Linked DNA regions of Homo sapiens: region 2 is linked to region 1. The links are chromatin loops, found by intact Hi-C in ENCODE. Cell type or tissue: chondrocyte. All regions are shown on one strand. Each heading gives the region's core, and the rest is flanking DNA. Links, peaks and the distances in the headings are about the cores only. Region 1 overlaps CD69 (CD69 molecule). Region 2 overlaps TMEM52B (transmembrane protein 52B).

The links. Peaks named below come from ENCODE experiments on the same cell type or tissue, not always from the same donor. Only the 100,000 strongest peaks of a DNase experiment are listed, where the experiment ranks them.
Region 2: it touches region 1 in a loop (4-fold over the local background); 12 of 110 quality-filtered maps call a loop at or near these places.

What each region holds. Positions count from the first base shown.
Region 1 is chr12:9,741,257-9,757,651 of GRCh38, reverse strand. It overlaps CD69 (CD69 molecule), which reads left to right. Exons shown (of 5, transcript NM_001781.2): 2 at 1,233-1,355; 3 at 2,391-2,590; 4 at 2,962-3,065; 5 at 4,063-5,166. The coding sequence ends at 4,171. Among named protein-coding and RNA genes, the nearest start is that of CD69, 11 kb to the left of the region's middle. RefSeq lists a silencer at 6,105-6,184 and enhancers at 6,645-6,939, 14,283-14,352, 14,373-14,442. In chondrocyte, for the core only: CTCF peaks have their summits at 6,481, 6,719 (motif pointing left), 8,796 (motif pointing left) and 9,071; no DNase peak of the experiment used is centred there.
Region 2 is chr12:10,182,619-10,199,013 of GRCh38, reverse strand. It overlaps TMEM52B (transmembrane protein 52B), which reads right to left. Exons shown (of 5, transcript NM_001384896.1): 3 at 13,646-13,684; 4 at 12,425-12,594; 5 at 7,210-9,118. The coding sequence ends at 8,874. Among named protein-coding and RNA genes, the nearest start is that of TMEM52B, 12 kb to the right of the region's middle. RefSeq lists silencers at 2,451-2,500, 2,537-2,737. In chondrocyte, for the core only: CTCF peaks have their summits at 7,834 and 8,047 (motif pointing right); no DNase peak of the experiment used is centred there.

The DNA.
Region 1 (16,395 bases), core at 3,236-11,235:
TGGATTTTTTTTCACTCAACATTTTTTTTGGAGATTCCTTCATTTTGTTGCATGTATCAGTTGTCTTATTTTGAATTGCTGAGCGGAATTCCCTTGTATGGATATACCATAATTTGTTCACTTATTTTCCTGTTGGTGGATATTTGGATTATTTCTGGAATTTGGCTCTTAAGAATAAAGCTGCTAGGAGCATTCTTGCACAAGGCATTTTGAGAACATATTTTCATTTTTCTTGAGGATATACATAGGAGTAGGTTTGTTGGGCCATAGAAAAGGCATATATTTAATTTTATAAGAAACAGTTTCCAAAGTGTTTTTCCAATTTACTCTCCCACCAATAATATCTGAAAATTCCAGTTGCTCCACATCTGCAGCAACTTCACCAAAAAATACTGTCACGTTTAAAATTTTGTTCAGTCATTTTAATGTCAGATATTTATATAGCAATTCAATATTTTACTTTATGATATTATCCATATTTATCCCATTCACATCATTTCTCTCAAACAGTAACTACAAGGAGATTAAGGAATTATGCTAGAATTTTTTATTTATTTATTTATTTATTTTTTTAGACAAGGTCTCACTCTGTCACTCAGGTTAGAGTGCAGTGGTGCAATCTCCGCTCACAGCAACCTCTGCCTCCCAGGCTAAAGCGATCCTCCCACTTCAGACTCCCAAGTAGCTGGGAACACAAGTGCGTGCCACCATGACCAGCTAATTTTTTGTATTTTTGGTGGAGACAGGGTTTCACCATGTTGCTCATGATGGTCTTGAACTCCTGAGCTCAGGTGATCAATCCACTCACCTCGGCCTCCCAAAATGCTGAGATTACAGGTGTGAGCCACCATGCCCTAGAATTTTTTTATGTGTCTTCTGGGGCATGTGCATATTTAATAAACGTTCTTATCATCATTAAAACAAACTGATTATATACTTAGAATTTTCATAGTTACTAAGTGTATAAATCATATGTGTCAGGTAAATATTTTGGGGAGACACTTTATAATCTCATCATTATGCTTGAATTGTTTCATTTCAAGCCAACAATAAACTATTCAAATTCACTCAAAATTGGGGGTAAATTAACTTAGAAATTTCTATAAAGAGACGGGGAAATTTCATATAATGAGATAGGAAATATTAAGTTTAAATGCCTCAAAAGAATGTTGCATATTCCTATAGTACTTCTATAGTCTGCCTGAACTCATCATCAACTTTCTCCCTTCCAGATGATGCCACCAGTCCCCATTTCTCAACACGTCATGAAGGGTCCTTCCAAGTTCCTGTCCTGTGTGCTGTAATGAATGTGGTCTTCATCACCATTTTAATCATAGCTCTCATTGCCTTATCAGGTGGGTCTACACTTCATCAATTCTTTCAAAGCCTCCTAGCTGTAAGCATTCATGCCCAGCTGAAATCAATATTAGTTTAGTCTAGTTAATCAGAAACTAGCTAATTCAGAATCATCCCATGTACCATATATGGCCAATTTCCTAATCAATACTAAACATAATTCCACAATCCTTGAATAATTAATGTAATACTTTTATAAGTATTAAAAGTATCTATGATTTATATATTACTGTAGAATAAAATTGCATTTGAAAAGATGTTTACATCTAGAATGAAGGGAGCTGATTTGAATTCTGAATAAATACCTATTTAGCTAGAAAAAAATGTGAACTTCACATTCATTGATTATGGAAAAAAATCGTATCTAAAGCCATAGATTAATCAGGAAGTGGCCAGTCTTTTGTGTTTTATCTCAAAGGACACAGAATGGTAGTTCTGAATAATTAAGATTATATTTAAAAGTTCCCAGAGAGTCAGTAGTGATTTGGTATTCAATACCTCCAGCTGTACCAAGATATATTTGTATCTTTTACAAATGGGAATGTTTACCATTGTTTTGAGATATTCTGAGTCATATGTCTTTCTGTATTTTGAATTGGTTCCCTAAAAGTTAGTTACTCTCTCCATCTTTCCAGCCTAGTGCTATAAATACTGCATCTTCAAATTCTTCCGCCTCTGCATTCAGATTCAAAACCTTATTTGAAATGTATAATGCACTTTATCCTTTCTAGTCCAAAGAAATATCTAGTCCAAATTTTCAGAATTGTTCTATATTTCTGTCATTTTCTGACATTATGACCAAAAGTACATCCCCTCATCCTCATATCTCCATCCAATGATGATTAGGCACAATGGAAGATCAGATATGGTCCTGAGAACTTTCTTTCTTCATACCCTTTTCAGAATTCTACTTTTTAGCTTTTATCCTTTACTTTATCACCACCTAGCACAACATAGCATCCTAAGGCTAGTTTTGCATGCTGTGGGTATTTGGTTTCTTTTGTTACTAAAACAAAGCATTTTTCTGTTCACAGTGGGCCAATACAATTGTCCAGGCCAATACACATTCTCAATGCCATCAGACAGCCATGTTTCTTCATGCTCTGAGGACTGGGTTGGCTACCAGAGGAAATGCTACTTTATTTCTACTGTGAAGAGGAGCTGGACTTCAGCCCAAAATGCTTGTTCTGAACATGGTGCTACTCTTGCTGTCATTGATTCTGAAAAGGACATGGTAAGAATAAAAAAAAGATAAAATACTACTATTTTAATTCATATGGCTAATCAGTGCTTTCCTTCCGTTTCTAAGTGGAGAAAACAAACAAACAAACAAACATTGTACCTATTTCAGATGTAGGAAAATGTCATCCCAGAGAACCATATGATCAGCCTGAGGTCAAAATGAGATTTAATTTAATCTTTTAAATTTGATTTGATTGCTTAGCTTCAAAGACCAGAAATCCAAATATGCTGATCCTATATAGAATGAGTACATGGTCAGATAAGCTGTCATGCCTCAAGTTGCAGCTTTTGAGAAACAGGATTTACTATCTACTTCCCCAGAAGGGTGTTTAATGTAACAAACTCCTTTGTGCTTTCTTTAAGAACTTTCTAAAACGATACGCAGGTAGAGAGGAACACTGGGTTGGACTGAAAAAGGAACCTGGTCACCCATGGAAGTGGTCAAATGGCAAAGAATTTAACAACTGGTAAGTCTCCAGAAGTCTCTTTATATTCCCCAGGGTGGCATCTCAGGAAAATCACTTTCCTTTTCTCCTTTCAAAGCACTTTAAATATAAAGGCTGAGCTCTTCAAGAGCTCTAACAATCTCTTCTGAATGCGTATACTCTGGAATTCTTTAATAACAGGCTTTATTATTATTCTTTTTCTTTATCCACACTTATAATACATAAAATAAATGCTTATAGTAATTTTTCTCAGCAAACTCTAATGTGAGTAGTAGATCTGGTTAATTTGGAAATATTTCAATAATAATTATGATGATGCAACAAAAACCCATTTTCAATGTCACATTTAGTCTTTACTAATAAGACAGTTGCTGGAAAATAAATCCTTCTTACTATTTCTCAGTTTTCATCTCCACAGAATAAAGAATAGTTTCAATGCCTAATTATGAGTTTCTATACACCTGAAAGAAAATTTGCCCCAGAATTAGATACTCTATTTTCATTACCTTTAGTTAAAATACATTTAATGTTTGAAGATCATTTTATAAGTTTGCTGTTGATCATAATACTGATAAAGTATCGAGATTAAAATTCAGGTTTCTAGAAAAGGGATTCCTAATATTTGTCCTATGGCTCCATATCCACAGATGGGCTTCAGGAGCCATAAACCCCTTAAAGCTGTATGCACTAGTATGCATGGCTGTTGAATGCATACAATTTTGTGAAATTATTTATTGAAAAATCTATGAACTCAGAAATGACCAAGAATCACTTATCTGGTGCCATGCCAACCAAATGAATGGCGTGCTTTCCTCTTACTTCCATATTTTTTCTCCACATCCTATTTTTTTTTCAATTCTTGTCCATTGTCTCTACAGATTAGTCTATGATTATTTGACTTGTGTATCCCACTAAGAATTTAAAAGAAGCAGAGGTCACCATCTCCGAGTTCATTCTCATGTAACTGAATGAAAACAATGAGCTGAAAATAATTCTAAGTTTTTTTATTGTTTGACAGGTTCAACGTTACAGGGTCTGACAAGTGTGTTTTTCTGAAAAACACAGAGGTCAGCAGCATGGAATGTGAGAAGAATTTATACTGGATATGTAACAAACCTTACAAATAATAAGGAAACATGTTCACTTATTGACTATTATAGAATGGAACTCAAGGAAATCTGTGTCAGTGGATGCTGCTCTGTGGTCCGAAGTCTTCCATAGAGACTTTGTGAAAAAAAATTTTATAGTGTCTTGGGAATTTTCTTCCAAACAGAACTATGGAAAAAAAGGAAGAAATTCCAGGAAAATCTGCACTGTGGGCTTTTATTGCCATGAGCTAGAAGCATCACAGGTTGACCAATAACCATGCCCAAGAATGAGAAGAATGACTATGCAACCTTTGGATGCACTTTATATTATTTTGAATCCAGAAATAATGAAATAACTAGGCGTGGACTTACTATTTATTGCTGAATGACTACCAACAGTGAGAGCCCTTCATGCATTTGCACTATTGGAAGGAGTTAGATGTTGGTACTAGATACTGAATGTAAACAAAGGAATTATGGCTGGTAACATAGGTTTTTAGTCTAATTGAATCCCTTAAACTCAGGGAGCATTTATAAATGGACAAATGCTTATGAAACTAAGATTTGTAATATTTCTCTCTTTTTAGAGAAATTTGCCAATTTACTTTGTTATTTTTCCCCAAAAAGAATGGGATGATCATGTATTTATTTTTTTACTTCCTCAGCTGTAGACAGGTCCTTTTCGATGGTACATATTTCTTTGCCTTTATAATCTTTTATACAGTGTCTTACAGAGAAAAGACATAAGCAAAGACTATGAGGAATATTTGCAAGACATAGAATAGTGTTGGAAAATGTGCAATATGTGATGTGGCAAATCTCTATTAGGAAATATTCTGTAATCTTCAGACCTAGAATAATACTAGTCTTATAATAGGTTTGTGACTTTCCTAAATCAATTCTATTACGTGCAATACTTCAATACTTCATTTAAAATATTTTTATGTGCAATAAAATGTATTTGTTTGTATTTTGTGTTCAGTACAATTATAAGCTGTTTTTATATATGTGAAATAAAAGTAGAATAAACACAATGGTTTCCAAGAAAGTTCATTCCTTCAAAATACATTAAAAAGTATATACTATATGAGAAAGCAGAAAACAGTTACTATAACTTAGGAAAAAATCCCATGTAGAGTAAAACCCTTAGTTTTATAATAGCTTATACATATCAAATTGTTTTCATATGCTTATATGCTAAAGGGTGTATGTATCCATATCCATTTTTCTGTATATAGCAGATGCTCTGTAATAATTACTCCTCATAGTCAATGCTCTGAAAGTATCTTGTTCAATTCTGAGGTGCTACATACACTTTAGTTATTTATGTAAAATAATTCAATATATAGAAAAGAGGCATAATCTTCATGGGATATTTCAATCAGCAAAAAACTCAATGATGTAGTTTGGATGTGTGTCCCTGCCCAAATCTCATGTCGCATTGTAATCCCCTTTGTTGGAGGTGGGGCCTGGTGGGAGGTGATTACATCATGGGAGCGAATCTCTCATGAATGGTTTAGCATCATCCTCTTGATGGTCTCCTTGCACCTGAGTGAGTTCTCAGGAGATCTGGTCTTTTCAAAGTGTGCAGCACTTTCTCTCTCTCTCTCTCTCTTTCTCTCTCTCTTTCCTGCTTTCTCCATGTGACATGCCTGCTCCCACTCCACTTCACCTTCCAACATACATAAAAGCTCCCTAAGCTTCCGCGGAAGCTGAGCAGTGTCAGCATTATGCTTGTAAAAACTGCAGAACCGTAAGCCAATTAAGCCTTTTTTCTTTATAAATTACCCAGTCTCAGATATTTTTATAGCAATGCAAGAATAGCCTAATACATTTGATTACCTTCAAAATTGTTTTATAAATGTAATTTGCAATATTCTTCTCTGCTTGTTGGAAATGTATGATGTGTATGGTATCTCTAAACTATTGGCAAACGGCAAACAGAAATGTGGATTTCAGACACTGCTTAGTGAAAAATAATGACCTCTGTGCTCCTGAGTTCCCACAGCTGTGGGAAAAAAGAAACAAGCAGCCTCCTAGCGGTAATATTCTATCATTACCAACAATCTACTCCCGAGTCATCTTAGAAAACAATGTCTTGCGATTAATATTTTAGTTATAACATATTTTTATGTGCATAAATCTAATCAAATTATGAAAATTGAGAGCAAGCTTAAAAATATTTCTATATTAGTATGACACAATTTTTAAGTCATTGAATACTGACTGTATCACCTAACAATTCAATGAATTTTATCATTTTTACAAATAATTTTATTGAATCCCTATAATTATGTGAAATGAGCAGCTGATGTATTTCCCTTTCCAGAGGAAGAAGTTGAAATTATGTTGAAAAAGCGACGCAAAACACGGATAACAGAGTTATTTTTTACACATAATTTGAAGTCATTTTATTCATAAGGACAACTGTTTTCTTTAAATAGATAAAAAATATACAATTCTTAAAGGGAATAATGTTATTATTTAAAGTATGACTCTACTTGCAAGTGACCAATGACAAATATAAAAAATGGGTTTGTCTCAAGAACCCCTCCTGCCCCCGGCTAAGTCCCCTGTTACAAAAGTTGCAGTGCCATCTAGTGGTTATACGAGATTACTGCACTTCTGTTTTAAGGATCCTACAAAACATCTATGTGGAGCGTGGAGCTGCTGAGACCCAAAGCACGGGGGCCAGACCGCCCGAGTTTCATCTCTGCCACGCGCGGGCTGACTAGCTATTTTATCAGAACTCGTTCAAAATTCAGCTAAAATTAGTTAGATGTTAAATTAGTTAGTACATGAAAACAAACTTAAAACATTATCTGGCTCCCTAGTACACCATAGGCATGTATTAAATACTCATGATGATTATTAGAACTAGAAACACTATGTCTTCAAACTTCCAGTATTGGCATAAAGCCGCGTTTCTACACGACATGTCTATTTCTACGTAATATATCTTATTTGTATTTGTTTTTGGAAAGCCTTTTAAAAATTTCATTTCACAAGTTATAAGTAAGCACCTACTACTATGGTGGACACCAGAGTTAAAATACTCAGCAAATTCCGCATGGCAACTGGCCTTGTGGAATTCGTGGTCTATTTGTAAAACAAACAACAAGATGAATTGACATGGTGTGATGAATGTTATAATAGGAAAAACGTAGGGTGCTATGGAAGCATATTAAAGATATACTCCTGTATTCAAACCTTTAGCTAATTATCAAAATTTTAACTCTGTAGGCTACATTCATCTTGGATAGTTACATAAATATGTGTAAAATAAAACTATCAGTTATCCGTGTTTTGCGTTGCTTTTTCAACATAATTTCAATTTCTTCCTCTGGAAAGGGGAATACATCAGCTGCACATTTCACATAATTGTAGGGATTGGATAAAACTTTTTAAAAAGGCTAAAATGCCATTGAACTGTTAGGTGCTATAGTCAGTATTCAACTACTTAAAAATTGTATGATACTAATATAGAAATGATATTTTTAAGCTTGCTGTCAATTTTCATAATTTGATTAGATTTTGCACATGAAAATGTATTATAACTGAAATTAAAATGTAAATGATTTTTCAGGGAAAAATATTGGGAAATATATGACCAGAACGACTGCTGGTGATGGTGTAAACTGGTTTCCTTTACCCTTTGGAAAGCAGCTTGACAATACTTACTGGGGAGGGAGGGAGATTTTAAAGAAATAATCTTGGATGTGCAAGACATAACCACAAAAATGTTTATCAAAGGGATATTTCTAGTAGTGAAAAATCAGAAGCTACCTAATTGTCCAAAACCAAAGATTTAGTTAAATAAATATAATGCTCCTACATGATGAAATGCTATCCCAACATTAAAAAATAATGAAGAACATTTATGTATATGAAAGAATACTCAAACTATTATTGCTGCTAGTTTAAAATAATATATACAATAGGATTATTTCCTGTTCAATATTAAATATACAAAACATGTTTTATATTTCTATATGCTGACAGAAAGTAAAACTACTAAAGTAAACACAGTGGTTTTCCCTGAGGAGGAGGAATATAGGAAGTATTTATTTTCTTTATGTTTTTCTATAATTTTGGATCTCTTTCTTTCTTTCCTTTCTTTTTCTTTTCTCTTTTTTCTTTCTTTCTTTCTTCTTTTTTTCCTTTTTTTTTTTTTTCCGAGTCTCACTCTGTCGCCCAGGCTGGAATGCTGTGGCTCGATCTCCGCTCACTGCAGCTTCTGCCTCCCGGGTTCAAGCAATTCTCCTGCCTCAGCGTCCCGGGTAGCTGGGATTACAGGCGCGCACCACCACGCCCGGCTAATTTTTGTATTTTTAGTAGAGACGGGGTTTCACCATGTTGGCCAAGCTGGTCTCGAACGCCTGACGTCAAGTGATCCGCCGGCTTCAGACTCTCAAAGTGCCGGGATTACCCGCGTGAGCCACCGCGCCCGGCCAATTTTGAATTTTCCTATAATGAAATTATTTTATTCTTAAGAAAAAGTGTTTTCTTTAAATAGATACAAATATATAATTCTTAAAGGGAATAGTTTTATTATTTAAAGCATGACTCTACTGTCTGGTGACCAATTACAAATACGAAAAATGAGTTTATTTCAAGAACCCCTCCTGCCTGTCTTAAAGATCTCTGTTGCAAAAGCTGCAGTGCCATCTAGTGACTGTATGAGATTACTGCACTTCTGTGTTAAGTCATTGTCAAAGGACATTAAAAAATAATTTCTTGCTGGCTATAATTAACAATAATATATTGCACATTTCAAAATCGCGAAGCAAATAAATTTCAAATGTTCTCACAATGAAAAATTATAAGTATTTGATGGTGATTGATATGGTAATTAGCTTGACTGAATCATTCCACATTGTGTACAAATAACACTACATTATACCCCACAAATAGATACAATTATAATTTGTCAATTTACAATAAATTTTTAAAATATATCTTGGTTATTTTTTACACTCAAGTGGCTTGTGTGTGTGTGGATGATGATTCTTGGTTTCTTTTGTGGAAAGATGTGGCAGTCACCACTCTCTCAACACTACATTTTGTATTTTTTCTAGTTATAAAGGAAATGGCATAATCTAGAAAAGTAAAACTTAACCTTTGATAATGCTGCACCCCATTCATATTTCTCAATATTTGTAATGCCAAATTTAAAATGTAATTAAAATAATGCATGTAAAAGTGTTTCGTCTATGCTAAAGAACTACATTACCATAAGTTGACTTGCTTCCAAATTTCTAGGTTCTGAGACCTGAAGTTCACATTATTTTCTCCTTATTTTACATATACTTACCAATAACTTGAAACCAACAAACAAAAATCTGCACATTATAAACTTAAAATTACAGATTTCTAGTTTTCAAAAGACATCATGGACAGAATGACAAGTCGTCACAGAGTGGAAGACATTCTAACACGTATAATTGATAAAGGAATCTGTCTCTCCCCACCCCCATCATCTATCTATCTATCTATCTATCTATCTATCTATCTATCTATCTATCAATCATCTATCTATCTATCTATCATCTATCATGTACCTAGACAACAAATCAATAATACAATGACTGTTGATCTTAAGAAGCTAAGAGAGGCTCTCAGTCCTCAGCCAAGAAGAAAAGGAAACTTCAGCACTATAGTCGAATAAACTGGTTTTGCTAACAACCTGAAGAAGCTTTGTATTACACTTTTTTTGCATTGCTATAAAGAATTCCCTGTCCAGGTGCAGTGTATCATGCCTGTTATCCCAGGACTTTGGGAGGCCGAGGTGGGTGGATCCCTTGAGCTCAGGAGTTCGAGACCAGCCTGGACAACATGATGAAACCCAGTCTCTACTAAAAATACAAAAATTAGCCGGGCATGGTGGCATGTGCCTATCATCCCAGATACATAGGAGTTTGAGGTGGAAGGACCACCTGAGCCTGGGAGGTAGAGGTTGCAGTGGACTGGGATTGCCACTGCACTAGAGCCAGGGCAACAGAGTGAGGATGCTGTAAAAAAGAAGAAAGAAAGAAAAAGAAGGAAGAGAAGGAAGGAAGGAAGGAAGGAAGGAAGGAAGGAAGGAAGGAAGGAAGGAAGGAAAGGAGGGAGGCAGGGAAAAAAGGAGGAAGAAAGGGAGGGAAGGAAGGAAGACCTGAGGATGGGTAATTCATAAAGAAAAGAGGTTTAATTGGTTCATGGTTCTGCAGGCTGCACAGTCATGACTCTAGCACTTGCTCTTGGTGAGGCCTCAGGAACCTTACAATTATGGCAATGCGGAGCCACCATGTGAAGAGAGCCGGGGGGAAAGTGCCACATGCTCTCACCAGATCTTGCCTGAACTCACAGTGAGATCTCATTTATTACCAAGGGGATAGCACTAAGCCATCATGAGGGATCTTCCCCATGATCCAAAGACATCCCCCAAGGCTCCTCTCCAACACTGGGATTACATTTCAACATGAGATTTGGAGAGGACAAACATCCAAACTATTTCAAGCTTAAAAGCAGATTTTTCCCCAGAGCTTCCAGAAAACAACCAGGTCCTCGAATTTGGCCTTATAGGACCCTAAACAGAAAACCAACTGTGCCTGGACTTCTGAGCTATAGAAACCGCAAGATAATCATGTGCCGTTTTAAGCTGCTAAATTTGTGGTAATTTGTTACAGCAGCAATATAAAAAAATAGTATCTTTAAAAATTTTTATTTTCAGTTTGTTTCTGAGAAACAGAAATACAATTGATTCTTTTATATTGAATTTGTATCCAGCTGCCTTATAAACTCCTTTATTACTTCTAATAATTTATCGATAGATTTTCTTGGATTTTCTATAAACAGAATCATATCCATGGTAAATGTGTGCTGTATTTTTCTTTCCAAAGTTTTATAACCTAAAAATCATATTGTATCTGTTAACATCGTGAACAATGATGTTAAGTGGAAATGATAACAGTGAGTACCTTGTCTTGTTCCCAATGTCAAAGGCAAAGTTTTTAATATGCTACCATTAACTGTAATGTTTGTTCTAGCTTTGTTTACTTGTTAGGTTGACTGGTTGTTTTGGGGGGAGATGCTGAGAATAGATATTATTAGATTAAGAATTATTTCTTCTGTGAAATTAATTTTAGTTACTGTGGATTTTAGTTCTAGAGTTTCCATCTTCTCCTTTTTCAAACTTTCCAAGTTTCAGTCCAAATTCTAATATATTCATTTTATTTCCAGGAGTTCATTTTAAATATATTAGTATTTTAAAAATATTTTATGTTGTTACATTTTAAATACTATATAGGTATGTAAATTTAAGAAATGATTTATTTAAAATTTAAATATGTATTGACTTAAATCTGATTTTTTGAAATAATATTTGAACATGCTTACTTTAAAGTCTGTGTGTGATACTGCATTTTCTAGAGCCCTTGGAATTTCTTAACCACTGCCTGTTATTTCTATTTGTAACTTTTAATGTCATCTTTTCTATTTATGTACCCAGTTATTTATTTCGTGTTGTTGTTGAGTGCTGGACTTTTGTCTTAAAAAAAAGAAAAAAAGAAAAAAACTGAGGCTAGGCACAGTGGCTCACACCTGTAATCCCAGCACTTTGGGAGGCCGAGTCAGGCGGATCACCTGAGATCAGGAGTTCAAGACCAGCCTTGCCATAATGGTGAAACCCTGTCTCTACTAAAAAAACAAAACTTAGCCAGGCATGGTGGCATAAACCCGTAATCCCAGCTACTCAGGAGGCTGAGACACCGGAATCCCTTAAACCTGGGAGGTGGAGGTTGCAGTGAGCTGGGATCACGCCACTGCATTCCAGCCTGGGCAACAGAGCAAGACTCCATCTCAAAACAAAAGAAAAAAATATAGTAATTATTTGAAAACTAGAATCATGTTATATTCTTTGACCAAGATGGCCTTAATGTTTCCCTCAGACTTCTTTTTGTCTGTGAATCCATGATTTTTCTTTTCTTGGATCATTTAGGAAAGTAATTACAAATTCTTTCTCTGCTTCTTTGAAACATAAATCTTCTCCCAGCCTCTTTCCAGTTTTACAGCCCAGGAATGTCTTTCTCAAAGACCTGGGAGCCAGGCTTTTGGAATGTAACCATCAAGCGAGACAGTGCCCCTACTTCCGGCTTCTGTGGAAGCACAGGAACCTCACTTCAATGAGCTTCAATTAACAACTACCGATGACCTAATCACATTGACCAGAGTCCCCTCAACATGCTCTGGTCCTTTTCCACCAGCTCACTCCAGTATTTAAACATCTTCCCACTTCAGCATAATTGGATTCAATTACTCTCTTCTATTACAATGGTCTTGAATAAAATCTTTCTTCCCTGTTTAGTTTGTATGATGCAATTTTTCTTTGACAAAAAAAGTACCTGCAGGAAGAACGTAAATGTGCTTCTAGAAAATCATCACAGCCATTAGCAATCTACGATCAACTTTCCTTCAGTTTTAGTAATGGAAAGGATTTGAAGGTGAGTTTCACCTCCTTCAAGAGCCAATCTACTCTTAGATTAGTCTTATTCCTAGGGCAGTGTTTTTCTACCTGGGATGGGGTAATTTTATCCCTCAAAGGGTATTTAGCAATGTCTAGACATATTTGTGATTGTTCGACTTGGTGAAGGGTCAGTGTCAGGGTAGGTGAGATGGGGGAAGAGGCTGGCTACTGGCATCTACGGGATGAAAGTAAAGGATGCTGCCAAACATCTTACGATGCGCTGCACAGCCCCTGCAAGAAAGAATAATATGACTCAAAGTGCCAATGATGTCAAGATCGGAAGATTTTGTCTGGGGTGCAGCTTTTGGTGAACTAACTAGAACTATTAATTTTTTCATCCCACCCCTACTTGGAGACTGGAGTTACTCTAGCACCGAAGACTGCCAAGAGCCCTGCTTGACTCCTTAGCTTTTTCATCTGTAAGATTTTCTGTTGGAAAAGCAGCTCTTATTTCTGGGTTTCAGTTATCTCTTGGATTAGTATTGTTTTATTTTTCAATAGCATGTAATTTCATTGATGCCTTTATGATGGTTTGAGGCTGAGTGCAGTGGCTCGTGCCTGTAATCCCAGCACTTTGGGAGGCCAAGGTGGGAGGATTGCTTGAGCCCAGGAGTTTGAGGCTGCAGTGAGCTGTGATTGCACCACTGTACTTGAGCCTGCGTGACAGAGTGGGACCCAGTCTAAAAAATTAAATTAAATTAAATTAACGATTTGAAACATTTTGTCTAGACTCTCCAATTGTCCTCAGTGGAAAGAGGGTTGGTAATACCCTTTTTGTAATAAAAAAGCTATCCACACTTTTTGTAATAGCCAAATAAAATAACTTGAAGTCTCATTCTGCCTTTAAAAATATATTTTTCTGAGTAATCCTGAGAATTCTCAGAGGGTACTTAAAAACTTGTTTGTTGCTTATTAATTCTCTCTCTTAACTGTTGCTCCAGTCTGCTCCACTGGTCATATCTTGTTGATTTATCGCTGGTTCTGTATGATGTGGTCTTCAACCCACACTACTTTGCTAAGTTTTAGCACTCTTGCTCCCTGTATTATCCAAAGCACCAAAATAATAAAAGTAACAAAGTGTGTACCAGATGGCGGTAATTACAATAAGGATGATTAAAATACGACAATAATTATAACATCTCTATAGTGTTTCTATATGCCAGACACTAAATGTTTTACATATAATTCATGTAATCTCCAAAACGGCCCTGTGACTTAGATCTAATATCTCATTTAATATGTAACAAAACCAAGTCACAAATAATTGCTTTACCGGAAGTCTTTAAATTTCAGATCTACGCTTCACAGCCAGGCAATCTGACACTTTGGAAAAACATGACGTATTTTGACACTCAAAAATATAGGACGTTGGATGGGAATGGTGGCTCATGCCTGTAATCCCAGCACTTTGGGAGGCCAAGGCGAGTGGATCACCTGAAGTCAGGAGTTTGAGACCAACCTGGCCAACATGGTGAAAACCCACCTCTACTAAAAATACAAAAATTAGCCAGGCGTGGTGGCAGGTGCTTATAATCCCAGCTACTCGGGAGGCTGAGGCAAGAGAATCACTTCAACCTGGCAGGGGGAGGTTGCAGCGAGCTGAGATCCTGCCACTGCACTCCAGCCTGGGTGACAGAGAGAGACTCTGTCTCAAATTATATATATATTTAAAGCTGAATGCCTGGTTTCATTTTTGTCAAAGTTTATGGCAACTTCAATCACACAGGGCCCCCTACTGGCAGAACACCTCCTTTTCTTCCAGCTTGCACTGTTGCTGAAGCTTGCCTACTCACTTCCAGACTATTTAAATTCGTCTACTCTTTCCATAATTTCTGAGGGTGTTTGTCAAAAACACCAGGGATAATTGTTTAACTTCCGGAGGCAGCAATATAATAAAAACTGAGACAAAGAGCTGATGAAAACTTAAAAAAAAAAAAACTGGAAATGAGATGTCTATAGTAGGCTTCAAAATCTCCAACATATTTCTTGGAATCTTGAAGGTTGTGCAAAAGCACAGGGCAGTGTGAATGTCCAGGGCTGTATACAGGTTCAGGAGTTACCTGACAAGAACCTAAGCTCTCACCTCTGGCTGACCTCGAAGCTCAGCCTGTGCAGTGTGAATGTACAGGGCTGTAAACAGGTTCAGGAGTTACCTGAGAAGAACCTAAGCTCTCACCTCTGGCTGACCTCGAAGCTCAGCCTGTGCAGGAAGTGAAGGAACAGCACAGCGAACTGCTTGCTGAGGGTCCAGGGTGTGCCCCCAAGTGCACGCAAAGTCTCTCAGCAAAGAATGGGAGAGTGAGAGTTTTCAAACTCATGAATCGGTTTAAAAAGACAGGCAACAACAAATGTTTAAGTGAGAAAAAGACTACAGAAGTGATTTCCCAGAAAAAGGACACCAAAATGGCAAAAAAGCTTATCAAAACACTCAAATTCGTCATCAGAGAAATGAAAAAACTTAAAGGAGTCACTACACACCAACTAGAATATCTAAAATTTTTAAAGAAATAAACAGAAATAAAATCTGAGAATACCAAAGGTTGGTGAGAATTTAGATCAACTGAAATGTTCATAAACCTGAAGGAAGTTCAAATTAATAACCATCTTAATTTGGTCATCTCTACTAAAGCTGCACATCAGCATACTCTGTGAACCAGGAATTCCACTCACTCGTTAATAGAAACAAACATGTATGTGCACCCAAAGACAGGAATCAATATTCATAGCAGTTTTATTCATAATAGCCCTGAATTGGAATCAGATGTCCATCAACTATAAAATAGATAAATGTTGCAGCATCCATACAAGAAGCACTATACCCGTTACACATGCAAAAACACAAACAAATATCAGAAACCTACTGATAAGCAAAGAAGCCAAACATAAATGATCACGAGATTGTGTGATTCCATTTGTATGAAGTTTTTTAAAACCCTAGAATGACAAAGACAAACCAGCCTAACACAAATTGCTGCAAAACCTGAAAATGCTTCTTCACCGCCCATTTCAGTGTGGTTAGACCACTGATTCATCATCTCTGTTTCTTAGTAAAACTAAATGCTTATTTATGTCAATGTAACATCTTATTTCAAGTGGCACTTCCTCTCTGATGCACCTGTGGGCTGCGGTAAAATCTCATGCGTGCTCTGTTGGGGCATTTTTGTTTTGTATATCAATTGTCAGTAAATTACTTACTTATTGACATACTAGAAAATCAGCTCCCTGAAGGGAGGACATCATTTTTAATCTCAACTTCCAGTTTCAGGGAAAGCAATATAGTTTAACCATTGTATTTATAGGCTTTGGTGTCAAGTAATCTGGTTTCAAATTTCTGCTCAACTCCTATCCTTCTGTGTGACTTTGAGTGAAGTACCTTGTTTTCCTCATCAGCACTTAAATGGGATAATAAAGGTGCCTAGCTCCTACAGTTGTGATACCAGAAGACTTAAATGAGCCAATACCTGACACACACAATGTTCTTAGTAAATGTTAGCTTTTAGCTAATCAAATCATCAAACTGTATTTATAAGTTTAGTGTAAATTAAGATTGCTACTTTCATATGAATATTTCCACATAAATTAACACATTCAATATAAATCTTATAAATTTTGTATGAAATTTCATAAAAATTAATCTATTAATACAAATCTAACCCGATGTTTCTCTGAATGGAAACTTTTTGGCATGTATATATCAAGTGGCCTTGAAAACTCATTGATTAATATTCTAAATTAGGTTGCTCTTTAAGAAAACTCAATA
Region 2 (16,395 bases), core at 4,370-12,369, 440 kb before region 1:
CCGGGCCCGGTCCTACACTGCTTACTTTCATAGTACCCTTCCCAGACTCCCAAAGTTGTGAGGCACCCTGGGGTGGGAAATAGCACAATTCTGGGTTAACCAAGGTGGAGATGCCAATGGAAGACACTGGCCACCACTACTCAGTGATAGCATGTCACATATTTTCCACAGTTGAACTCTCCATGTATCTTAGACAATCCATAAATCACTGAAATCATTTTCCCAGTTGGCTTGCTCAACGGCAGATGTCCCACACTGACTTCTTTGTTACCTTCCAGCCAAGCTACTTTACCCAAGGAAAAGAAAACAAAGCATACCTTCCCCAGACTTTGCCATTTTAATCTCCTGCCACTTAAATTTGTTAAACAATTCCTGTTTCTGCTTTATTTCCATACTCTCATATGCAAGTAAACGCTTAACAGATTAACTAATCAGTCCCTCTGATAAAGTTCTTATAGCCGGGCCGGGCACAGTGGCTCACGCCTGTAATCCCAGCACTTTGGGAGGCCGAGGCGGGCGGATTACCTGAGGTGGGAAGTTTGAGACCAGCCTGTCCAACATGGAGAAACCCCGTCTCTACTAAAAATACAAAATTAGCTGGGCATGGTGGTGCATGCCTGTAATCCCAACTACTAGGGAGGCTGAGGCAGGAGAATCGCTTGAACCTGGGAGGCAGAGGTTGTGGTGAGCTGAGATCGTGCCATTGCACTCCAGCCTGGGCAACGAGAGCGAAACTCTATCTCAAAAAATAAATAAATAAATAAATTAAATTAAAAAATTAAAAAATAAATAAAGATCTTATAGCCATACCTACAAGGCCAACTCAATTAGAACTGATGCTGCAGTTCCTGAGCTAGACCTGGAGGGAAAACGGGCTACTGCAAAGCACTCTATACTGTCGTATTTGCCTGTAAACCACCGACAACTAGGTCATCACAGCCACAGAATGTGTCAGACCCAGCCTCCCCACTGAAGGAGAGTTTGCCCTTGTGTAAATTTAGTAGAGGTTCATCTTTCAGTTTTCCCGCACAGATTAGGAGCTTTATGCTGTCAGGGTCACTTCCTACTGCTATGCATGTGTCAACATCTTCTTTCAGAAATTGACAACACACTGGACGCAGCCCTGACTCCAATAGTTTTGGTTTTAGCAAGAGTCGACAAAAAGAGTCAAACTCTGTAAAATACTTGAAAAGATTTATTCTGAGCCAAATATGAGTGACTATGGCCCATGACACAGCCCCCAGGAAGTCCTGAGGACATGTGCCCAAGGTGGTCGGGGTGCAGCTTGGTTTTATACATTTTAGGTAGGCATGAGATGTCAACCAAACACATTTAAGTAATATATTGGTTTGGTCCAGAAAGGTGGGACAACTCAAAGCCGGTGGGGTGTGGCGGGGGGGCTTCCAAATTTAAACATTTTCTGGTTGACAATTTGTTGAGTTTGTCTAAAGACCTGGGATCCATAGAAAGGAAATGTTCATGTTAAAATAAAAGATTGTAGAGACCAAGGTTCTTTTGAAGTCTTATAGTGGCTGTCCTTAGAGACAATAGATGACAATGATTTTCTATTCAGATATTTAAAAGGTGCTAGACTCTTAGTTAATCTCTTTAGGATTGGGAGGGCCTGGAAGAAAAGATCTAGCTATGTTAATAGAGATTATTATTATTATTATTATTATTGAGACAGTTTCGCTCTTTTTGCCCAAGCTGGAGTGCAATGGCACAATCTCGGTACACTGCAACCTCGGCCTCCCAGGTTCAAGCAATTCTCCTGCCTCAGCCTCCCACTATAAGCTGGGATTGATTACAGGTGCATGCCACCACTCTGGGCTAATTTTTATATTTTTAGTAGAGACAGGGGTTTCACCATGTTGGCCAGGCTGGTCTTGAACTCCTGACCTTAGTTGATCTGCCCGCCTCAGCCTCCCAAAGTGCTGGGATTACAAGCATGAGCCACTGCAGCTGGCTGAGATTCTTTACGGATGCAAATTTTCCCCCACAAAGGACAGCTTTGCAGGGCCATTTCAAAATGTGGCAAAGAAACATGTTTTGGGGTAAAATATTTTGACTTTCTTCTTTGTCACATGTTATGCCAGAGTCAGATGGGAAAGTAAGTCATGATATACAGGGTTAAATAAAATCCATCTGATGAGAATTTATGGTTAGTAGGGCATGACTCCCTAGACTCCTTAGATAGGAATTAGGGTAAGATTTAAAAATCAGAGCTTAGTCCTCACAAGCAAAAAATGATAGGAGGGCCGGGCACGGTGGCTCATGCCTGTCATCCCAGCACTTTGGAAGGCTGAGGTGGGTGGATTGCTTGAGGCCAGGAGTTTGAGACCAGCCTGGCCAACATGACAAAACCCATCTCTACTGAAAACACACACACACGCACACACACACACACAATTAGCAGGGCGTGGTGGTGCACGCCTGTAGTCCCAGCTACTCGGGAGGTTGAGGCAGGAGAATCGCTTGAACCCAGTAGGCGGAGGCTGCACTGAGAGGAGATCATGCCACTGCACTTCAGCCTGGGCGACAGAGCGAGACTCTGTCTCAAAATAAAAAAGGCGATAGAGGATGTGGTTTTCTGTCCAGTGTAATCACCCTTGACAGTAAGTTGAAAAGACCGCAGATTGGAGCTGCCCTGCTCGGAGGGTTTGTGCATATTTATGTTATTTGAGCTGAGAAAGAGGGGCCAGTGAATTTCCTCTGCTTAAAATTATAGGAGAGACCTAGAGAACAATTGTGTTAAAAATCATGTTTTTAACCACTGTTACTTTTTTTTTTTTTCAATTGAGCACAGCTTAGAATTCTGTTGGAAAAAAAAAAAAAGAACATCATTTTACCACCACCTCAATGTTCCTTTTCATGCTCATCATCATCATTTTTTTTTTTTTTTTGAGACAGAGTCTTGCTCTGCCACCCAGGCTGGAGTGCAGTGGTATGAGCTTGGCTCACATCAACCCCTATCTCCTGGGTTCAAGTGATTCTCCTGCCTCAGCCTCCCGAGTATCTGGGATTACAGGCGTGTGCCACAATGCCCAGCTAATTTTTGTATATTTAGTAAAGACAGGGTTTCACTATGTTGGCCAGGCTGGTCTCGAACTCCTGACCTCAGGTGATCCACCCGCCTCGGCATCCCAAAGTGCTGGGATAACAGGCGTGAGCCACTGCGCCCTGCAAGCTCCCCATTTTTAACTAGGATTTTATTTTTTATTTTATTATTTTATTATTATTATACTTTAAATTTTAGGGTACACATACACAACATTCAGGTTTGTTACATATGTATACATGTGCCATGTTGGTGTGCTGCACCCATTAACTCGTCATTTAGCATTAGGTATATCTCCTAATGCTATCTCTCCCCCCTCCCCCCACCCCACAACAGTCCCCAGCATGTGATGTTCCCCTTCCTGTGTCCATGTGTTCTCATTGTTCAATTCCCACCTATGAGTGAGAACATGCAGTGTTTGGTTTTTTGTCCTTGCGATAGTTTACTGAGAATGATGGTTTCCAGCTTTACAATATGCTCCTAGTCAGGATTAAGATCTGCCTTCCTCACATTTCAGCTAAGACCTCAAACTTTCATCAGGGTATGTTTCTTAAAAATTGATCACATAATGGAGCTTTCCTGCAAATAAAATGTTAAGTCACACCTCATTGTCTTCAAGTTCAGTTGCCGAATTGCCTGGTGCGAGGCTGAGCAGTGTGCCACTTCAACTTCATGCGCTGCTCTCCCTTTACGGTATACAAGTCATACTAAACTACTATATGCTAAAGGGAAGAAACTGGTAGAAAGTGAAAAATTAAAGGAGTGAGAGGGAAAAAGATCAAGAGGGTGAGGATGGGGAGAGATGATCTCATTCATGTCCATATATATGAATATACATTTTAACTTGATAGCTTCCAAACTTATATCCTCCTGTCTAAACCCCAGAGTCTCAGAGAGGCGTAACCAACAGTTTCCATGCAGTCTCCAGTGAATTATCTTAAAAACATTACAAAGCTAAATGACTAATGTAAAATTTCTTTTTCTTTTTCATGAATTGAGGCTTTCCTCATTCAATTCCAAGGAAAACTTTGACTTATTCCATTAGCAAGTTTGAGCTTTTTTTTTACTGTTTGGTGCAGTAGGACTTAGCTTAGATTAACTTGGTACATATTTCACCAGCGAATGCCTTATTCCTCACTTTTAGAAATCACTGTTTAAATTTTCTCCTGAATCTGGTCTTCCTCCAGTCTTCTCCATACTAATAAATAGCTGTACTTTCCATGCATCAGCTCAGGTAAATGATCTAGAAGTCATTCTTCACTTCCTTTCCTTTCCTTAATACATTTTCCTCTCCAATTCAGCTGCAAGTCCTGATGATCCTATCTCCAATATATCTCTCAAATTCCTACATTTATCTCTCTCTCTCCCTTTATTCCCACCACACCCATCCTATCCACAATCATCTCTTATCCACTATTCTTCAGTACCTCTGAAGACTTTCCCTGATCTTCTGATCTTTGACTTCTGACCTTCTGACTTTCCCACTCCACTCCATTCTCCTGTAGCATTGAGAGTCATTGTCTTAAAATTCAAATTGCATCAAGTGACTTATTTAAAATCCTTCCACAGGCCAGACGCAGTGGCTCATGCCTGTAATCCCAGCAGTTTGGGAGGTTGAGACAGATGAATCACCTGAGGTCAGGAGCTGGAGATCAGTCTGGCCAACATAGTAAAACCCCGTCTCTACTAAAAATACAAAAATTAGCTGGGTGTGGTGGCTCATGCCTGTAGCTCCAGCTACTTGGGAGGCTGAGGCAGGTGAACCACTTGAACCCAGGAGGCGGAGGTTGCATTGAGCCGAGATCGCGCCACTGCACTCCAGCCTGGGCAACAGGAGGGCAACTCTGCAAAAAAAAAAAAAAAAAAAAAATCCTTCCACCGCTTCTCAATACATGTAAAATATAGTCCAGACTTCTGGTCCGCAAGGTCTCTCTCCTTCCTCTTGAACTTTGTTTCCTGTAGCTGTCTCCCTCGCTCCCTGTAATCAGCTACTCTACTCTCTCTCTCTCTTTTTTTTTTCTTTTTGACAGAGTCTTGCTTTGTTGCCCAGGCTGGAGTGCAGTGGCACTATCTCAGCTCACTGCAACCTCTGCCTCCTGGGTTCAAGCAATTCTCCTGGCTCAGCCTCCAGAGTAGCTGGGACTATAGCCGTGTGCCACCACACCCCACTAATTTTTGTATTTTTAGTAGATATGGGGTTTCACCATATTGGCCAGGCTGGTCTTGAATGCCTGACCTCAAATAATCCACCCTCCTTGGCCTCCCAAAGTGCTGGGATTATAGGCGTGAGCCACCGCACCCAGCCTCTACTCTTTTTCTTTTTCTTTTTTTTTTCTTAAGTTTCCCAGATTTACCAAGGCTTTTCTTATCTTTGAAAATGCTTTTCTTTTACTTTGCTTCTCCCAAGTATCCTCTACCCTCTCCTATCTGTTGTCCCCTTTCAGTCTTTGTTTAGCTCTTTGTATTTATAAATCTGCTACTATTTTATCTTGGTTTTTCTTAATATTCCTAAAAATTTAACTCTGTGAAGATATAAACTCTGTGAAGACCCAGAGGCAGAGGCCCTGTTTGTTTTGCATGCTCTACACTATTCTTGGTACAAAATTTCTTTTCTTTCTTTCTTTTTTTTTTGTTTTTGGAGACAAAGTCTTGCTCTGTTGCCCAGGCTGGAGTGCAATGGTGCGATTTCGGCTCACTGCAACCTCCGCCTCCCTGGTTCAAGCGATTCTTCTGCCTCTGTCTCCTGAGTAGCTGGGATTACAGGCACGTGCCACCACGCCCAGCTAATTTTTGTATTTTTAGTAGAGACGGGGTTTCACCATGTTGGTCGGGCTGGTCTCGAACTCCTGACCTTGTGATCCGCCCTCTTCGGCCTCCCAAAGTGCTGGGATTGCAGGCATGAGCCGCCGTGCCCAGTTGGTACGTAATTTCTTAAATCATACTTGCTGAACACACATAAAACCTGTTAAATGATTGTAATGCAAGCACAACTCAAATTATTTATTTATGTATGTATTTATTTATTTATTTATTATTTTTTTTGAGATAGAGTTTTGCTCTTATTGCCCAGGCTAGAGTGCAGTGGCATGATCTCAGCTCACTGCAACCTCCACCTCCCAGGTTCAAGCGATTCTCCTGCCTCAGCCTCCCGAGTAGCTGGGACTACAGGCCCGCACCACCACGCCCGGCTAATTTTTGTATTTTTAGTAGAGACGGGGTTACACCATGTTGGCCAGGATGGTCTGGAATTCCTGACTTCAAGTGATCCACCCACCTCGGCCTCCCAAAGTGCTGGGATTACAGGCGTGAGCCACTGTGCCCAGCCGAGCCAGTGTTTAAAGAGTAGATGTGAAGAAAGTTAAAAAGGATTTTAAAAAATTGAGAACAATAATGATGGTGATGGAGGTGATTAACAGATGTATTAGATTCAGTATAGAAAGAATTGAGGCCAAAGGGGTACAAATAACTAGTGACCAAATGGGGGAGTTACGGGAGTGAGAGACTCCATGTGACTGAGGAGCAGCACATGTGAAGCAGATGAGGAAAAGGCACACTATGGGATGGACACAGGGGACAGGGTAGTAGCATGTCATGGTTGGAAGTGATTCTATATTTCAAATAAGGTGGTAGGGGCTAGGGAGTGGATGTGGGGAAGAGAGATTCCTTTAGGAATAGACATTATGTCTTATCCTTTAGGATAAGACATTATAGGCAAGATTTCCCCCAAGATATTCTAATGCCAATGAACATTTTACCTTTGCCAAGTCTGTGATGTCCTGGTGCCTTAATAGAAGAGCCTAGAATGTCTTTTGGAATGTGTCTTTGATGACTAAATGACTCATTTGGCAGCAGTAAAACAAGGTCCCTTCAGGCGCTATTAGCAATTCATGCATTTCAATAATTCCCAGAGCCAATTTGTTAAATGACTCAGGATAATTTCAGATCCCCAGCAGGTTATACTCAGAACATTTTTCCCTCCGGGCTGAGTGAGCATTCCAAGAATGTAGTTAACAAGGAGCTGCATAATCAGCCAATTCTTGGCTCTGTGTTGCCTCCTTGAGTTCTGGAGTTAATTAATTGCCTAATAAACAATTAGTTTTCTCAAATATTCCTTACCTCTACCCAGAACATATTACGAGGAATCACTTATATCTGTTGCTGTTTACCGCAATCAACAAGTATTTATTGATAAAAACAAAGCCATTTCAGGTGTGACAACAGTAACATAGTTGGCAAAAAGATAAATGGGAACATGGCTCTCAGATAAGTCATAGCAGGCAAGGGAAGGTTAGAAGACAGTAGGAAGAATAACATACATATGCATAACACTTTACAAATCATGCCACATATATTTAGCTTCTTTGATCTTCACAAAAACCTTCTGAGGTGTTATTATTTCCCATTTTTTAGGGAAAAAACGGCTTTAAAGATTTCAGGCCAGGAGCAGGGGGTCAGGCCTCTAATTCCAGCACTTTGGGAGGCCAAGGTGGGCGGATCACCTGACGTCAGGAGTTCTAGACCAGACTGGCCAACATGGTGAAACCCCCTCTCCACTAAAAATACAAAAATTAGCTGGGCACGGTGGCAGGCAGCTGTAATCCCAGCTAGTCGGGAAGCTGAGGCAGAAGAATTGCTTGAATCCGGGAGGTGGAGGTTACAGTGAGCTGAGACCATGCCATTGCATCCCAGCCTGGGCTACAAGAGCAAAACTCCATCTCAAAAAAAAAAAAAAGGATTTCAGTGACTTTTCTAAGGTGAGTAGTTTTTCCCTAAATGTGCGTCACTTCCTCGATTTTCCAATAATAATACTTTGGGAGGTGGTATGTTTTGTGGATAGATTAGCACTGTGCTGCGGCATGGTCCATGGGAAGCATCTCAACCAGGCTTAGTTCAGCATTTAGTTTTTGCTCCAAGAACTCGAGAGATGTGCAGATAGGCTCAAAGGAGAGAGTGTGTTTTCCACCATGGCTCCTCTAGGTGGCAGTGAGGGCCACCACTAGAGACTAGCGTGTGTCACTATAGAGGTGTTGTGGCTTTAAGTGGTCCAGGCAAAACAGGAAAGAAGTAAAGCAACACTATTCCTTTAGAGTTAAAACAGGGTGCAGGTATACATGCATGTGCGCACATATATGTGTTTGCAGTGCGGAGGAACTGAAGAATTAATCCAACTGTGACTGCACAGTATGGAGTTTTTCATACTGCTGAGGGGTAGGACCAGAGAGAAAGAAAGACTGATATTTGGCACTTAAATACTATACTGTGTTCTCTTTGCCCATATCAGCAATGCCATCCCTAGCTTTTAGATATCCGAGTGGGTATGTTGTGCTGTCTAAGATGATCATTGTCATTCGGTGTAAAATCGATTGCTGTCTCAGGAGGAAAGATGCATGCATTCAGTGCATTAATGTCGATGGCTGTGCTGACACTGTTGTCTTTCTTTTCCAGTTAACCGCAGTGGATTCGCTGACAGAGAGAGACACAACTTGCAGTATCATGTGGGTACAGGAATTCTATATGCACTCAATAGTTAAAGGAATTCAAGACACCTTGATGCTTTCCTGGTTTAGTAGTAATCAGTGTGGCTAGAGATTACTTGCAGATTTTGGCCATTGGATACAAAATTAGAGTTCCCAATTAGAGCATTCTGTATCGGAAGATATAAAGGCCTGTGAACGAAGAGTAAGAACCATCTTTCCCATAGAATGATGGTGTTAGATGCCATCTTAAAACTTCTGAGGGTTAGAAAAGTATGTGTTCCATTTTCCCACAGACTCTGGACATCACTCCACTCCTATTTATAAAATGACAGCTCTCATCAGTTCCAAGAGTCAACTATTCGAGTCGACTCCTTCTCTGTTGGAGGCAGCTGCTTTTCTTCAGGTACTGGGGGTAGATCAGGTGCTTTCTGCCCGCACATGGCTACTGTGAAGCGACTCATGTGAAGAGCTTCTTCATACCCTGGGAGGGTGTCCAAAGAGGAGGGCAGCTGGCCCAGGGAGCTGTGGGAGTGAGCCACAGCCAGGATCCTCCGAGCTGCAGGGCCAAACACCGACTGCAGAGCTGTGAAGAAAGAAGGAACAGAGCTAAGAAACTAAGGGAAACAGGACACCCTCAGACAGCAGAGACTTACTTCACACTTAACTGTCGCTTCATTTTTTACAAGTATCCAAACTCATTGTCACTCCTTGCCCCAAATTTTATGAATATCCTTTGAAGCATGTTTACAACCCAGCTTCCTGCTCTGCTAGAAGGACCTGTTTTCTCTGGTAACCTCAAATAATCTAAAGAATGTTTCTGTATCTCTCTCTCTCTCTTTTTTTTTTTTTTTTTTTGAGACGGAGTTTTGCTCTTGTTGCCCAGGCTGGAGTGCAATGGTGGATCTTGGCTCATTGCAACCTCCGCCTCCTGGATTCAAGTGATTCTCCTGCCTCAGCCTCCCAAGTAGCTGGGATTACAGGCGCCCGCCACCATGCCCAGGTAATTTTTGTATTTTTAGTAGAGACAGGGTTTCACTATGTTGGCCAGGCTGGTCTTGAACTCCTGACCTCAGGTGATCCACCCGCCTTGGCCTCCCAAAGTGCTGGGATTACAGGAGTGAACCACCACACCCAGCCAAGAATGTTTCTGCATCCTGCAACTCAACCCTGCCCTTTCCCCTTTCAGACTTAGATCCCTTTCCCCCAGCCCCCGATACTATAGACTCCTTAGGATTATTTATTTTTACCTCATCTCTTTTCTTTTTTTTTTTTTTTTTAGACAGTGTCTCACTCTGTCACCCAGGTTGGAGTGCAGTGGCACAATCTCGGGTCGCTGCAACCTCCACCTCCCAGGTTCAAACAATTCTCTCCTGCCTCGTCCTCCCGAGTAGCTGGGATTACAGGCATGTGCCAACGTGCCTGGCTAATTTTTTTTTTTTTTTTTTTTTTTTTTTTTTTTTTTGAGACGGAGTCTCGCTCTGTCGCCCAGGCTGGAGTGCAGTGGCGCGATCTCGGCTCACTGCAAGCTCCGCCTCCCGGGTTCTCGCCATTCTCCTGCCTCAGCCTCCTGAGTAGCTGGGACTACAGGCGCCCGCCACCACGCCGAGCTAATTTTTGTATTTTCAGTAGAGATGGGGTTTCACTGCGTTAGCCAGGATGGTCTCGATCTCCTGACCTTGTGATCCACCCGCTTCGGCCTCCCAAAGTGCTGGGATTACAGGTGTGAGCCACCGTGCCTGGCCAACAAAAGTGCCTGGCTAATTTTTGTATTTTTAGTAGAGGTGGGGTTTCACCATGTTGGCCAGTCTGGTCTCAATCTCCTGACCTCAAATAATCCACCTGCCTCGGCCTCCCAAAGTTCTGGGATTACAAGCATGAGCCACCATGCCCAGTTATCTTTTTTCTTTTTCTTTTTCTTTTTCTTTTTCTTTTTCTTCTTTTCCTTCCTTCCTTCCTTCCTTCCTTCCTTCCTTCCTTCCTTCCTTCCCTCTCTCTCTTTCTTTCTTTCCTTTTTTATTTTTTGATGGTGTCTCACTCTGTAGCCCAAGCTGGAGTGAAGTGGCGCCATCTCGGCTCACTGAAACCTCCGCCTCCTGGGCTCAAATGATTCTCGTGCCTCAGCCTCCCGAGTAGCTGGGACTACAAGCCCGTGCCACCACGCCCAGCTAAATTTTGTACGTTAATAGGGACGGGGTTTCACCATGTTGCCCAGGGTGGTCTCAAACTCCTGAGCTCAGATGATCTGCCCGCCTTGGACTGAGCCACCGTGCCCAGCCTTGGTTATCCTTTTTTCCTAAGATGACAGTGAGAAAGGGGAGGTAGGAAAGGTGAACAGCAACACATCATATCATTCTATTTTGTTGTTGTTGTTGTTTTGAGACAGGGTCTTTCTCTGTCGCTCACCCAGGCTGGAGTGCAGTGGCACGATCTCGGCTCACTTCAACCTTTGCCTCCCGGGTTCAAGCGAGTGTCACGCCTCAGCTTCCCAAGTAGCTGGGATTGCAGGTGTGTGCCACCATGCCTGGCTAGTTTTTGTATTTTTAGTAGAGACGAGGTTTCACCATGTTGACCAGCTTGGTCTCGAACTCCTGACTTCAAGTAAGCCACCTGCCTCAGCCTCCCAAAGTTCTGGGATTACAGGCATGAGCCACTGCGCCCAGCCATCACTCTCTTTTCAAAATAAATATCCACATTTTGCCAGCTGGTGTTCTGACTGGTACTTGCTCCTCAATTTTAGGAAAGAGCATAGTCCAGGCACAGTGGCTTATGCTTGTAATCTCAGCATTTTGGGAGACAGAGGCAGGTGAATCATGAGGTCAGGAGTTTGAGACCAGCCTGGCCAACATGGTAAATTGTCTCTACCAATAATAAAAATAAACAAATAAATAAATAAAAATTTAAAAAAATATAGCCTGGTGTGGTGGTGGCTGCTTGTAATCCCAGCTACTCAGGAGGCTGAGGCATGAGAATCTCTTCAACCCAGGAGGCGGAGGTTGCAGTGAGCTGAGATTCCCACCACTGCACTCCAGCCTGGGCAACAGAGGGAGACTCCGTGTCAAAAAAAGAAAGTAACCATTTTGGCCAGGCATGGTGGCTCACGCCTGTAATCCCAGCCCTTTGTGAGGCGGAGGCAGGTGGATCACAAGGTCAGGAGTTTGAGACCAGCCTGGCCAAGATGGTGAAACCTCGTGTCTACTAAAAATACAAAAATTAGCCAGGCATGGTGCAGGTGCCTGTAATCTCAGCTACTCTGGAGTCTAAGGGAGAGAACTACTTGAACCCGGAAGGCGGAGGTTGCAGTGAGCCTGAGATTGCACCACTGCACTCCAGTCTGGGCGACAGAACAAGACTCCATCTCAAAAAAAAAAAAAAAAAAAAACCGTCATGGAAAGAATAGAACCACAGAAGAAAAGGGAAAGTGTCTTATAATCATTGAGAAAATGTTAAGGCTAAAATTTAGTGTATCAAGCCTTGAAGAATAAAGAACTGAAAGTACATGTCATTAATTTCTTTAAAAATATAAAATAGTATAGATAATAGAAAAAGTAGATTTCACAAAATCCAAGACGTTTTGAAAAAGGCATCCGTTTGGAGTTCAAAATAGTTTTTAGCAAAGTAACTATTTATAAACTGGCTAATTCTTCCTATTCAATATTTCCAATAGCCTCCAATATTTCACTTCTTTCTTTATCATGAGCCAGACAGACCCTTGAGAACACAGCTTCAGTGACAGCCCAGGTCACTGCACCATCAGGCTTCTGGGAATGGAAATTATTGTGAGTCCTGGAATCTTTAATATTACTCGATCAGTGGTTCTACACCTTTGCACCCTTTTCATTATTCCCTTAAATTGGGTCCTCCTCCCAGGTTAAAAGTTCAGTGTACTCACATGTGATAGTGCTCTGGAGAGTGCTGTCGTGATCGAAAGCAATGACGGTCACTTCACAGGGTGGTGGGCCCCCATCTTCCCCATTTTGCTGGCGGCTCAGACAGCAGCAGCGGAAGCACAGGGACGTCAGGCCACACAGGAGAAGCAGCGCGCCAATTACCACTAGCAACCTGCAAAAGCCCACGGGGCGAGTGGGAGCTCTGGGATCTGGCTTTTTTCCCAGCTCTGCTGTAACCAGTCTTTAATGTCTGTGTTTTGATTCTTGTCTAAACATTTTATAGAATAATTATAAATATTTTAATTTATAATTTTAATTTCAAGGCTTTTGCTTTATAGATACACCTCCTTATTTTGTCAGCTGCAGTAAGTCAATTCATTAGAACAAATAGTAAGACATTTAAGGTAGTTTGGGGGGCTGCTTCTTTTTTCTTTTCTGAGACAGAGTCTTGCTCTGTTGCCCAGGCTGGAGTGAAGTGGCACGATCTCAGCCTCCTGAGTAGCCAGTACTATAGGCACATGCCACCACACTCGACTAATTTTTTTTTTTTTAGACAGAGTTTTGCTCTTGTTGCCCAGGCTGAAGTGCAGTGGCACAATTTCAGCTCACCGCAACCTCTGCCTCCTGGGTTCAATCGATTCTCCTGCCTCAACCACCTGAGTAGCTGGGATTACAGGCATGTGCCACCACGCCCAGCTAATTTTGTATTTTTAGTAGAGACGGAGTTTCTCCAGGTTGGTCAGGCTGGTCTTGAACTCCTGACCTCAGATAATCCACTGTCTCGGCCTCCCAAAGTGCTAGGATTACAGGTGTGAGCCACCGCGCCCAACTTTTTTTGTATTTTTAATAGAGATGGGGGTTTCTTTATTTTGCTCAGGCTGGTCTCGAACTCCTGGCCTCAAAGTGATCTGCCTGCCTCAGCCTCCCAAAGTGTTGGGATTACAGGTGTGAGCCACCACGCCCGGCCAGGCTCTGCTTTTTAATTCACTAAAGTAATCTTCGTTGAGATATTTCTAGAACAGACTCCGAGGGAAGGACACAGTAATGGTTTGATGTTTGCGGAGGAGATGGTATTGAAAAAGGAAATCCTGACATATTGTCACATAGGTAGTGATGAAGTAATGAAATCTTACTCCATGAGATGCTAAGTAAGTAGGCAGGTTGTCATTTTTAATGGCCTTGAGGAATACAGTGTCTTTCTGGGTATTATAAGTGAAACTTACCATATATACCAGAGATGTACCCAGTCTGTGGTCAGGCAACTATAAAGAAAGAATAAAGTTTTCTACATTAAAAATATAGTCAATCCCTGTTATAACTCCAGACTCAGAAATATGAGTTACAATATGATGTGATACCTTGTTATAAATAAAGCACCATGGGTTATGTTTTTAAAATTCACTGTAGCTAGTTGAATCTTTTGCCAAATGATATGCTTTAAATAGTACTTTATACTATAGATGGCATTGTCTGAGTCATTTTGTAAATCATTATAAAACAAACTAGTGATCATTAGAAGTGTCCATAGAAAACATGTCTGTGCCTATTGCAAACATTTATGATAAAAATGACCAAGAAAGGGCCAGGTGCGGTGCCTCATGCCTGTAATCCCAGCACTTTGGGAGGCTAAGGCTGGCAGATCACGAGGTCAGGAGTTGGAGACCAGCCTGGCCAACATAGTGAAACCCCATCTCTACTAAAAATACAAAAATTAGCCGGCCGTGGTGACGCCATCTCAAAAAGAAAAAAAAAATACTAAGAAAGAACTTGGAATGCAAGTTTACAAAGAGTAACTTTGAAAATGGATGTGAAACTTAAGGCTTGTGTATATTTGAGGTCAATAAAATGTAAACATAAAGAAAATTTCAGTTATGAGTATGAAAGTCATACAATCACATTTGTAATTTATCTTTTGCAAGCTGTTGCAACACTCCCACTGAGAATGTAGGAAAAAAAAAACTTAGTTTCTTCCTGCTATACTCTCCCAACCCTCTGACACCAGATGTGGGTGGGTGAGGATTTCCGCACACACCAGGCAAGCAATCTTCCAGCAACAGACAACAGCTGAGCGTCCTCTAATTCAATTCAATGCCAACACCACCTGCTTGGAGATAGGATCCGATCCCATAGGGTGAGGACTCAGTCCCCTAGACGGCTCCCCAGAATTCTGATGCCAATCACAATTTGTTTTGCCTGTGCTTCTGACCTACTGGTTATAAATTGGGGGTTCCCTGACTCCCTCTTGAGGTTGCGTTAATTTGTTAGAGCAGCTCACAGAACTCCGGGAAACACTTACTTACATCTACAGTTTATTACAAAGAATATTACCGAGGATGCGGATGAAGAGATGCGTAGAGCAAAGCATGTGGGAAGGGGCACGGAGCTTGCAGGTCTTCCGAGTGCACCACCCTTCAGAAACCACTGCCTGTTCAGCTTTACAGAAACTCTTCAAATCCATCCTTTGGGATTTTCATGAAAGCCTCATTATGTAGGCGTGATTGATTAAATCATTGGCCATTGATGATCAACTTAAACTTCAGCCCCTCTACTTTCCTTGGATGTTGAGGGGTGAGGCTTTAAGCATTCTGCATTGGTCCTTCCAATGACCAGCCCCATCCTAAATCTACCTAGGGGCTGCCAGCCACCAATCAACTCATTAGCATGCAAAATGATGCTACTTACTTTGGGGATTTTAGAAGTTGTATGCTAGGAGATAGGGACAAAACCAAATATATATTCTCACAATATCACACCCACCGTAAAGAGTACCCTAATTTTTCACATCCAGGATCAAAACTAATTTGCATATCCACTGAGACCAAACAGGAAGAGGGAAAAAAGTAGAAGCCAACTTTACCATGATGAAAGCTAAATAATGTTCTGAGTTCACTATGGCAATTGTAAATTTTCTCTGTAAGAATGAAAAAAAAATAGGGATTGTATGGGAGAAGGAGAAGATAAGTTCAGGAATTGGAGAATGAGGGGAGGCAAAATATTTGTGTATCTTTGAAGAGTAGTAAATTTTGTTATTTAATAATTCTTTCTGATACAGGAATCTACTGAAATCTAGTGAATCTATTTTTATTCTCTGGTCACACATTTATAGAAAATATAGTTTTGTTTTGTTTTTCACTGAACAATGACTCCTCTTGGTTTTCCCACATTTCTTACTTGTTGAAAACTCTTCTAGTTCTAATTAGACTCTGGTTTATAGGAAAGGACTCTTCCTATGGTGGAAGATGTGTAAAACCTCAGAAAGCAGGTGTCAAGTAGTCAACACCCAATTTGCATGTGACAGGTAATCAAGGCTATCACCCTTTCCCTGGGTTTAACAGACCTGGCTATTGGGAAACCCTTCCCATGGCTAAATATGTATTTTTCTTCATCCTAAACACGTTTTTATTCAAAGTGCCACTACTTTTTAAAATTTGTATTTTACAGTTCCTTTAAGTGGAATGATTCTTTTGCATTTTTATCTTCATGTCCTCTGTGTCTACATAAGACTTAAGTGTGACAGGTTTGGATTAGTTGATAACTACATCAAAGTGATAGCTAAATGAAGTCTGCCCAATAAATGTTAACATGCCCTAAAAACTAGAAAATACTTTCCCAATTTAAAGTAATAATGTTACTTTGGAAATCACCCAAATATATATGCCAGTGACTAGATACTAAACCGTCTGTCCTGGTGAGTCACTGAGGAGCAGGGCTAAGGAAGTCTTTTGCAAGTCTCTATGACTGTATAAGTTGAGATTAATCGTGCTGCTTTGATGGGAAGATTGGCTTTGGGTAAAAACATGCTGTCAGCAGTGTTATTTTGAGTGCTTAAGATGACAAAAACACGTCTTTATTTTGTGATAAGTCATCTATGAGATCTATTACTTAAGTAAAAATAAATAAAAAGAAGTCATAGATGTCTAATGACATCTTGACTCTCTTTTGGGGTAGTGATGTTTTGGTCTGTTGCTCCTTC